Linked DNA regions of Mus musculus: all the other regions are linked to region 3. A link is a contact called in ENCODE Hi-C or POLR2A ChIA-PET data. All regions are on one chromosome and are shown on one strand. The core of a region is the stretch at or near the end of the contact, and the rest is flanking DNA. Distances in the headings are between cores, read along the strand shown. Region 1 holds the start of Ablim2 (actin-binding LIM protein 2). Region 2 holds the start of Trmt44 (tRNA methyltransferase 44). Region 3 holds the start of Htra3 (HtrA serine peptidase 3).

Evidence for each region. Hi-C counts contacts between places; a loop is a spot of excess contacts on that map. ChIA-PET counts read pairs that join two places held with the same protein, here RNA polymerase II (POLR2A).
Region 1: POLR2A ChIA-PET joins it to region 3 with 12 read pairs in embryonic stem cell. The contact joins the promoter of Ablim2 here to the promoter of Htra3 in region 3. POLR2A ChIA-PET finds 5 or more read pairs at or near these places in 4 of 5 experiments (Patski and embryonic stem cell).
Region 2: POLR2A ChIA-PET joins it to region 3 with 18 read pairs in Patski. The contact joins the promoter of Trmt44 here to the promoter of Htra3 in region 3. A Hi-C loop is called at or near these places in 1 of 37 maps with a recorded cell type or tissue (CH12.LX). POLR2A ChIA-PET finds 5 or more read pairs at or near these places in 2 of 5 experiments (Patski and embryonic stem cell).

Annotation. Positions count from the first base shown.
Region 1 is chr5:35,756,000-35,759,746 of GRCm38, forward strand. Ablim2 (actin-binding LIM protein 2) reads left to right here and starts at 1,881. Exons shown (of 22, transcript NM_001177696.1): 1 at 1,881-2,061. The coding sequence starts at 2,052.
Region 2 is chr5:35,573,461-35,576,711 of GRCm38, forward strand. Trmt44 (tRNA methyltransferase 44) reads right to left here and starts at 1,610. Exons shown (of 11, transcript NM_030208.3): 1 at 1,099-1,610; 2 at 620-734. The coding sequence starts at 1,585.
Region 3 is chr5:35,678,204-35,681,532 of GRCm38, forward strand. It overlaps Htra3 (HtrA serine peptidase 3), which reads right to left and starts at 1,577. Exons shown (of 9, transcript NM_030127.3): 1 at 741-1,577. The coding sequence starts at 1,143.

The DNA.
Region 1 (3,747 bases), core at 631-3,130, 78 kb after region 3:
CCGCAGAGTTCTGTGCATTGAAAAGCTGCAGCTGGATCAGCGCTGCCTTGGTTATCAACCTCCTGGGTGACCGGGATTAGGACCTACGGGTCTTCATACTGCCCTTGTAAGAGAATGTTCTGGGTCATTCAGCCCCTGTGTGTTGGAAAGTGTCTTCTCAGAGGGACATGTCAATTCCTCTAGAAGTCACAGGCCACTGCATGCTGAGCTCCAAGACCAGTCTACAAGCACAGGCTGCCTGACTTGCAAGGCCTCTGCCAAGAAGTGTGACAGTGGCCACCACCAGAGTGGAAGGCATCACAGCCAACACCACCAGTGTCTTTACCAGCCTGTGTCACCTTCGTGTGTGAGGGGAGGGGTGGGGGTGGCATGCTGCTACTTTGGCCCCAGATGAGAGACAGGAAACATGAATAGCTTCTCAAAGGACTCAACCTGCTGGACAATATCTGTCCTGCCTTTCCCACCCTGTTTCTTCAGTAAGTATATCTCCAGTGCCCGTCGCAAGCCTGTGGGAGGCACTGGAACAGCACTATGAAATAATATCAGAATACTCAAGGATCTCAGAGGTTGCTAGGACACATAAGCATGAGCTTGCAGGCTCCTAAGAACTATCCTAAAGGATAGGGACTGTCCTTAGGTCTAACCAATGGAGGCAGGTGGAGTCAAAACACATTTTTGGAGCATGTAGAAACTAGTTTCCATTAGCAAGGTTTCTGGGCAAGAGATCCCAGAGGCAGCCCGTTCTTTTGTGGGCATCTGAGACTGGAAGTACAGCTGCCAGCAGAGTCTCTTGGTTTATAGGATGTAAAGAAATGTGCTGTTTCCTCGGGGCTTCTCCTCTTTACCAGAGCCTTTGGCCTCCTGGTCCCCTTTGAAATAGATGGACAATACTGATCACTGGGGAGGAATTTCTGCTTCTGCCTCAGTAGTACATGGAACAGCCCTGACCTGGGCCAAACGTCCCTGGCCTGTGCCTGTTCATGCAGTGGCAGATCCTGTATGTTCTCATTCTGGGCCCTGCGCATCCGTGCTCCCTCATCTCTCTAGGCTGTCTTCTTGTAGTCTCTTGTGCCCACCTGTTGTCACCACCGATACGAGGCAGGATCCACCTGCGCCTCCCTATGCTTTTCTTTCAGTCTGTTTTTCCACGCCCTGCGCTGGACGCCTGACGTCACAAGGGAATCGATTAGCGTATGGGCAGGATGGTGAGAGGGCAGGATGTGCCAGAGCCTCCTCAGTGTGCACCGCCTAGCGTCAGCCGAGCCGGGAGAGCGTCTGGGGCATAAGGCGAGGCTGCCTATCTTTGGAGTCCAGACACCTGCGTCTGGATCCCAACCCATTCAGACTTCGCCGTGTGTGTGTGTGTGTGTGTGTGTGTGTGTGTGTGTGTGTGTGTGTGTGTGTGATTAAATCCAGACTTCGCCGTGTGTGTGTGTGTGTGTGTGTGTGTGTGATTAAATCCTGTTCCTGCTTCGCTATCCCGCTTCTCCCCCTCCGCTTCAGTTTCCCCTTTTCTGTGCATTGGTAAGGAAGGGAAGGTCTATTGCTGAGACCTTCCATCACTCTTGTAGAGTTGCTCCAAGATCGCTTTTCCTTGGGCCTCCTTCTTTGAGAGTCCAGTGCTGAGATGAGCTACAGTCCTACACGCCTCCCTTAGACCCTGTTGACAGCTCTGCAGAGCTCTCGGAGCAGGTGCAGGAGGGTACCTGCGCTACCACCAGTCTGCGCCTGAGCGGAACACACAGCCTGCCGGGATTTGTAGTCCGCACGTCCAACTGCGGTGGCGCGCAGGCGGGCAGCCGGGGCACAGCGCCTACACTTCCCAGGATGCGACCCTCCCGCGGCTCGACAAGGGGCGTGGCCTAGCTGAGGGGCGGGGCAAAGGGGCGGGGCGGGAGCCCCGAGCTGCGGTGGCGCTGCGGGCAGCGGGTACTGTGTGCGCCGAGCCGCTGGCCTCAAGCGTGCTGAGGATCCTGCCAGCGCCGCACCTGCCCGCCCGGTCCTCGGGCTGTCGCAGCGCGGGGACCACCCTACTGGGAGCTGCCGCTGACATGAGCGCAGGTGAGAGCTGCGACCCGGAATCCGCGGGTTCGTAGCGGCAACCTCAGTAGGGTCTCGAGGACTGGATACACCTGCAGTGCGTAGCCAATTCCTCTAGCCAATTCCTGAGCCCAGCGGCTCCACCCAACTTTTTCTCCAGGGTGTGCAGCCCCGAAAGGCCGGCCTGCAGCCTCTGTCTCTAAGCCGGGGGCGCGGAGCGGCATATGCCGGAATTTCTTCCCACCGTGCCAGCTAGGGTGGCTGCGCAGGGCTGTCTGGCGGGCGTCACTCCTTGCTTCTCGTGGGGGTCCCAGGTTGCTTCAGTAAAGGGATCCAGGTCCCGGAAAGGGGCTCTGGGTCGCCGCAGTCCTAACCGTAGAGAGAGGTGTGATGACAGGCGGAGCTTTGCAGCAGGGGACTCCGCCCTTGCGCGGTTCCCGCAGAGCCTGGGTGGTGGCGTCTGGCAGACCCTGAACTCCCCAGGTTCGCCGTTGCAGATCTGAGTGCTAGAGCCTGTATGTGTGTCAGTCCCGGAGCTGTCTGTGCGCTGTTGTCATTATAGCCCTTCAGTTCTGAGCGTCTCAGCCCTACCTCTCTCGCCGCACCCACCCACAGGGATCTGACCGCCTCTGTGTGATGCTGGAAAATCCCACGTCCCTGCAACCCAGCAGCGCCTGTGCTCAGAAGGAAACTGAGATCTAGAGCTGGGAGGCCTTGGCTCAGGAAGCATCTGTACATCATCTCAGAATGCACCCATCTGACAGCCTCAAGAGTTCCGCTTGCAGGGAGGGCTGATCCTTTCATTCCTCAAGAGAGAGGGGTTGGCCTCCATTTTCAGGAGCCATGGGATGACCAGACTTCAATGACTTGAGCTCTGACAAGTGATAGGGATTTGAACTCAAGGTTCCCTGACTCCAGCATACTCCCCCTAACCCCCAAGCCAAAGTTACTACTAGCAGCAGTGTGGCCCTTGGCTACATTGCATAAACCAATGGGTACAGCAGCTTCCTCTAGGAGAAAGTGGACAGGGAGGGAATGAGCTTGGAAACAGCTCACTGTAGGCTCCTAGCCTGAAGTACCTCCTCCCAGGGGACTGTCCCCTCTCCCTCCTAGCTAAGGAAGGAGGGGCTTCTACCATGGATGTTGAGAGTAACTGAGAGCAAGTGGTATGGGAGGCGGGATCCCTCCTGAGATGTGGGTGTAAGGAGAGGGCATCCTCAGACTTGGCAGGACCTCCAGACATTTATCTGATGGCGGTGGGGATAATGGCTGGGTGTGTGCGGGTTAATTTCATGCTTTCAGGACATAATTGATACCTCTGTGTCTCCTGTAATCAGGGGCCCTCAGAGGGAGCACAGGTGCCCACACTTTGCATTTGTATTTGTAGTGTTTGTCCCCAGGGGAGGAGGGCTGGGATTGTTATGGCAAGGAGACTGGGGTTTGAACCATGGCGTGTCTGATGGTCTTTGCACTGGGACACCTTCCCAGTTTTGGCCTGCTCACCTGGAACTTCGGTTCCCCTCTAAGCAGGAAAACCCCACATGCAGCAGCCCCTCAGGAGTGTGGATGGTCATTGCCATTGCTGGGTGCTCTGGGCTCCATTTGGAAATGGAGCACAAGTGTTGTCTGGCCCACCTGTGGATCATGGCTTAGCTTTGGCCAGCCTAATGCATGCACAACAGAGATTCACCCTCATCGACAGAGGAG
Region 2 (3,251 bases), core at 360-2,859, 100 kb before region 3:
GAGGTTTTGTTGGAGTAAGCAGGGAGTTGTGTTGGCGGTGGGCTTTTAAGGGCAGATTTTGTCCATGGTCCCTTATGCTCCTAGTTCCTCACTACAGGCCCCAAAACCAAAGAGGGAATGATCACAAACTAAAATATGATACCCGTTTAAAATTATACACATACATCTATATCTGTGTGTGTGTGTGTGTGTGTGTGTGTGTGTTTAAAAGACAGAGGACAGCTCACAGAACATGTGGGCTCTAGGGATCAAACTCAGCTTGTAAGATTTGAAACGAGCACCTTTATGCACAGTCATCTCACTGGCCCTCAAGCATCCTTAAGTTGACTCCCTTGGGTATTATGCAACAGAAAGCTGACTAACAGAGTACCCCAGCTAGTTGCTGTACACCCCTACCGGCATATGGAATATAGAGATCAAGGACTCTGGCTACATTGTGATCCCCAATCCAGTACCAGCGCCAGGAACCAGCAGAGTGGTGACTATAGTATACATCTGAGATCAGCCAACCAACACAAGACCTTGGCTCTTCTGTACCCCAGAATCTTCCAGTTGACTGCTGATAGGACATCCGGGATGGGCATCACATAGTGGTGCAACAGCAGCGTCCAGCTCTTACCATTCTCCTTCGTTGTGATGGAGATGGAGTTGATACACGTTGCTCGTTTTAACCTCCAAATTCCCCTCATTATCTTCTTCCAAGGGCAAAAAGGTGACACTCCCACTGGAGACATCTGAGGGGGAAAGACAAGGCTATCAGGTCATAACTGCTCTAAACGGATCCCTTGGAAGTAGAACTGAGCAGCGATGGACAGGAGAGTAATGCTTTCCAGTCCTTAGTGGCTGTCCAGCACTGGGGAGAGGGCTCTACACTTTGGACACACCATTATAGCTAGCACTTAGACAATACAAGGCCAGAGCTGGGTGGTGGGTGGTGTGGCGCTCCTTTAATCCCAGTACTTGGAAGGCTGAGGCGGGTGTATCTCTGTGAGTTCGAGGCCAGCCTGTTCTACATAGCGAATTCCAGGCCATATAAGGCCCTGTCTCAAAAAGCGAACGCTTTTCAGTCTGTTTGCGCTCTTCCCACTACTCTCCTACCTTGCACTACCAGTTCTTTCTTCGGCTCTGTGAGTGGGGAGTGCGGGCTCGCTTTCGGGATGACAGTCCTGAGAATCAGGTCGAGCTCCTGCGCGGCTTCAGGCTGAGGACCCAACGAGGGGCCACAGAGGAAGGCCAGCATTTCCGGATTGGCGTGGACGAGGCTTTGGGAGACTCGGTCCCATAGCGAGTTCAGGTCAGCCGCGGGAGCGGTGCCTTCGCGGCTCGCCCTAGGTCCCGACTCTGGCTCTCCTTTAGGAGAAGCCTGTCCGGGTTCCCTCTCCAGCCCGTGTCCCTGTCCCTGCCGCGGTCCACACTCCGCCTGGGCGTGGGACCGCAAAGTTCTCCCGCGGGCTTCCATGCGGGCGCCGCACAGCCTCTTGTTGGCCACCTGTGGCCTCTCCAGCCACACGGTCACGGCGGCCCAGAAGCCTGCAGGTAGCAGGGCATCAGGATCGCTTAGCCGCACTCTACCCAGCTCCTCCATGGCTGCGCGCTCGGCGCGTTGGGATGACGCGACCCGGAAGCGCATTGACTCACGGGAGTTAGAGCCTGGACCCGGAAGGCCATCCCTTTGTCCTTTTTGCTGGGCGGTAGCTTCGGAGCCGCTGGCGGAGCCTGGGACGCGGGAGGAGCAGAGTGTGGGCCGCAGTGGATACAGCCTCCTGGGGTCCTCAACGACTGAATGTACAACCCCTTCTCTGCTTGCTTTCTTGCTTGGAAATAAGAGCTCCCAAGCGGTACATCCGATTCGTGCCCCCTAAATGAAATTTTGCCCCCAGAGGTTCCACCTCTCACGACAAAGCTAATAATACTGAGAGGAGAGGAAGTTACTTGAGCAAACAAGACGTAACTGATACACTCAGCAGAAAGCCACACTTATATGAAGGATTCTACAAAGCTGGTTGGCTAACTACAACTTCATGATTGTAAAGAATTGGAATGCGGACCCAAAGCTAGCATTACCTTGGGCGATTATTTAGCTCCTTTATAGCCATGCATTGCCCACCTGTGTCTGACTCCAAATTCTTTGACTGGAATACATTAACTTGCCAGAAAGTAACCTCCTACCAACCCAAAAGATAAAGCTGGCATCAGAAAACATAAGAAACCTATAACACAGACGTTCTGAAAGTATAACAAAGTAAAAACAGAATTCTAGGCCTTTAGGCCCAGGCTTGGGAATGTGGCCTTTGTAAAGGTATGCTAATCATAAAACAGATAGCGACATTCCTCTACCCACCCGCTTCCTGGGTTCAAAGAGTGCTCATTCAAAGAAAGTCACCCTGACCATTGCCATATACAAATGTGCTTTTGTTAGGGGCTCTTAGAAACTGTTTTGAAAAATAACCCTCACAATTACCAGGTATTCCTCGTGACTCTTGTAACTTTGCACTTCCTTGTGACTCTTAACTGGTATTTTTGTTATTTTCCAACAATGCCCTTCCCACCTCCTTGAGTTGTGGTTTCTTCCTTTAAATACCCCCTTACTCAGCTACTCGGGGCGCCACGGTCCTCTACCCCTTCGTGGTGTATGACCGTGGGCCCGAGAGCGCTCTTGAATAAAAATCCTCTTGCATTTTGCAACAGGCCCGTTTCTTGTGGGTGATTTTGGGGTGTCGCCTCTCCTGAGTCAGAACGTGGGGGAGTCCTCACGTTGTGGGTCTTTCATTTCTTACTTTGTTACCTGAGGTCCGAAACAAAGTATTTGTTAAATCCTTTGGAATGTACAAACTATTAGCTTCCACCAACATGAAGGCTAAAAATGTCTCCAGCAATTTCCCCTCATTGTTCTAACCCACCTACCTGTTGGTACCCATCCTTGTATTTTAAAAATACTTACTTTATGGATTTTGTTACTATTAAAAAAACTGTCACCACGTATGAACATAGTTTTTAAACCATAGTCACTCATATTTGTCTCCAGACTAAGCTATCCCTCACTCCCTTTAAGGTCAAAGCTGTGTTTTTATATCAGCACAACAACCACATGCCTCTGCTCTAATGGTCCAAAGAGCCAAACACGCATCTTTGACCTCATCTCCCAACCTCTTGGCAACACCCATGTAGGCCAAAGTTTCACTTTGTTGCTGCTCCTGGGTTTCATTATGTCCCTTAGGGAACCAGGGGCACTTTACAGCAGCTAAACAACA
Region 3 (3,329 bases), core at 327-2,826:
CTGCCATTCTTAGTGATGGATGCCTGCCTGATCCTCAGACTGACATTCTCCTCTCTCTCCATAGCTCTGTGCCCTCCACAGTCTAGAAGTCTCGAGGGTACCAGAAGGTCTGCTTTATGCCATGCACTGATACACTGTTTCCAGTTAGGGACAGTCAGGCCAGAAAAGATTTTTTTCTTACAAATGGCTCAATCTGTAAAGAACAATTCCATTCTTACTGGTTTCTGCCCAGAACCTGATGTTAATAGTATCTGTCACATGGGAGAGCAGAGAAGAGTACACCAAACACAACCATGAAGGGAGCAGAGTAATGCAGGTGCCTGGCCACCCTGAAAACCCTCTGCCTCTCAGACAGCCAGGCCCAAGACAGGCACACAGAACCAGCACCCAGCACAGCCTGACAGAAGAAAACAGAGCAGGAATTGAAGACAGAGACCAGGAAAAGATTGCTTGACGCTCGTTCCCTTGTAAGTCACTGGAGGACTCTAAGAAACAGGAGTGTGGCTGGGTCAGAGCCTCACAGCCCACCAGACGCTACCAGGCTGCCACACTAGAGTTTAAGTCTAACTTTTTGTGACTTTGGGGACAGCATTTATCTCTTGGGGACCTCAGTTTCCCCATCTAGAAAGCCAGAGGGTTGTGTGAACTATTCTTAAAAGGCTGCCTAGTGGAAGTGGACAGATTCCCCTGGACCTCAGTTTCCTCAGAGTAAGGCTTTTTTGATTCCTGGTGGAGCTTACCAGAGGGACAGGCACCCTTCTGCAGCTGGCGCACTGGAGTCCCGGAGACCTGCAACGCACGACGGCTGGCGGCCTGCAGCGCGCACACGTCGGCATAAGTATGCCCGTCTGTGCCACACACAGTGTGGGTCCAACGGCAGCGGCACACGCCGCGCACGCACTCCAGACTGTCCCCGCACGGAGAGTCCAGGGGGCGGCCGCAGGGCTCGCCCTCGCTGGCAGCGCACACCAGGCAGCAGTTGCAGAGGTCAGGCACATAGCCCCCAGGGCAGCGAGGGCTCGGACAGCGCGACACGTCGCAGCGCGCAGGACACGGAGCCGCTGGGGGCTCCCGGGCCAGAGCCAACACAGCCAGCGTGGCCAGAATGGCCAGCGTGGCGGGGAGCAGCGCGCGCGCCTGCATCGCGGAGAGGCGGCGGCGCAAGACCCGCGGGGATACCGAGGCCCGAACCGCTCAGGCGCACTCTGGCCCGGAGCGCAAACAGGGCATGGTGTGGGGACTGACCCGGGCCTCTCTCAGCCGAGCTTCAGCAGGCGCTTAAAGGCCAAGACAGTCTGCCCTCGCTGGAAGGGGCGGCCCTGCCCGCCGCCAGCCCCGCCCCTGCCCCACGGGACCCCGCCCCGGCTGGTGGGGACCCACCCGGAGCCTCCTGCTCCCCGCTTGCCTGGTGTGCACTTTGGGTGACAGGTCTGCCGGCCCAGAATGAGGGTCTGGGAAAGGGGAGCTGCTTCGGAATACTCCAGTCCTAGCCAGGGACCTGACCGCAACCCCAGAGACATGAACAAGTCCAAATTCTGTCCCTAGCTCTCCTTCACAGAGGAACCCCTACTCTACTTGAGCAGCCAAGCTCAGCAAGGCCCCAAACCTAGACCCCTCCTGCTCTGCATCACTCCACCGGGCAACATTGGAGCGGATACTTAGAAAGCAGCCAGGTGCTCCCTTCCTCCCATCTTCAGCTGGAGGGGGGCCATCTGCCTTGGATCTATTCTGGGCTCTCTCAGATCTAGAACTCTGGTTGCTGCCTGTTGTCCTTCTGTTTCTTCTACAAGGATTACTGAGCACCTCCTACCTCAGAGTCGTTGGAAGTGCCAGGACACCAGGCAGTACCAGGACACCAGGCAGTGCAGGAACAGAAAGCACCTGCTCAACTTTCCCCAACACTTTGGTGCCTCCTCATGCAATCACCAAGCTACTTCAGACCCAGGACAGGTAGCAGGGTACAGGAGGTCAAGTTGCTAGTGGCTGGAGCTTCAGGAGTCAGAGGACCCAACAGAGCCTCCCTGGGAGGTGGCCCTAGACTGAATGAATCCGTTGTTCCAGGGGCTGGAGAACCTGGTGTGCAACTCTGGAGGGAAAGAAAGCATAGTAGAGTAGCTTGGCAGGAAGCTGTTACCTTCTGCAGTTTCTCAACAGCACTGGAAACAGGTAGCACACTGGAGGGTGTGTGGTGTGGTGTGGTATGGTGACACCTCTGCTTCCATGAGTTGATAAAGCCACACATACCTTGGATGGATGTTGGTGGAGGGCAGAGGAGGAAGGCCTGGGGAGCAGTCTGGTTCCAGGTCTGGGAAAAGCCCAGTAGCCAGGAAGCAGAGTGGCCTCATCAGACTGAGTTGTTTGGGAAAAAAGGAAGTGGGGTTCCAGGTGTGAGCACTCACCTAGTAGAGGTGGTAGTGTATGTGTGTGTGGTGTATTGGGGGGGGGGTAGTGATGTTGTGGTGTTGTGTGTGAGGAGGGGGAAAGCATTACTTTCTCTTAACAGAAGTGCAGGCCAGGTCTCCCTCCGGACTTCTCCAATGCAGATGGGGAAATGATGCAAACAAGGTTTTGCTCTACCGTGTATGTCATGGCAAGCTGTTCCACATGTTTGAGTAGGTTCCCTGTGCCCTCCTACCCCTGGGGTGAGTGTGGGGGCCTCAGAGTGAGGCTGGAAAATGACAGTGAGTTACAGGTTTCACTCACATTCGCTTTGTCCGAGGTCTCGAGTCCAACTTTTTCCCTCTGGGTCACATCATCCTCCCTGGTCACCTGACCTGACCCTTACTATGGCTGCATAAATGCTTTCAGTCACCTGTACAGAAGGGAAGCCGAGGCTTGGAATTAAAGGATAGACACAGCTGTAGCCTCGCTTCTAAGAGGGAGTCCATTCCAGGCTCTGTCTTTGTTCTGGAAGCTTCCAGGGAGTCTTGTGCAAAGGCAGGGCAGTGGCTCCCCCTGCTGCCTTAGCCCTTTACAGTTTCTCACTCAGTCACAGGGACACCTTGGGCCTCTCTCTGGAGTCTGAGTGACCCCAGGCCTTTGATCTGCAAGGGCCTGGCATCTCCTATGTAGTCCACCAGGGTAGGGGCAGCTCTTCCTACTCTCAGGACAGAAAGAGGCATCAGACACTTGACAGCCTTTGTCATCCAACAGTGTGAGTGGGCTCTGGCCTGACTCTTCCCTGATGCCCACTCTCTAACTGTGGTGGGTGGCTGGCTTGACCCATCCAGCCCCATCAGCCTGTGTTTTTCCCCTTTCCATGTACTGCAGTTCTTCACCATGAACCAGCATAGAGCTGGTTGCAGCTAGGGTGTACCAGGGTCTGCCTC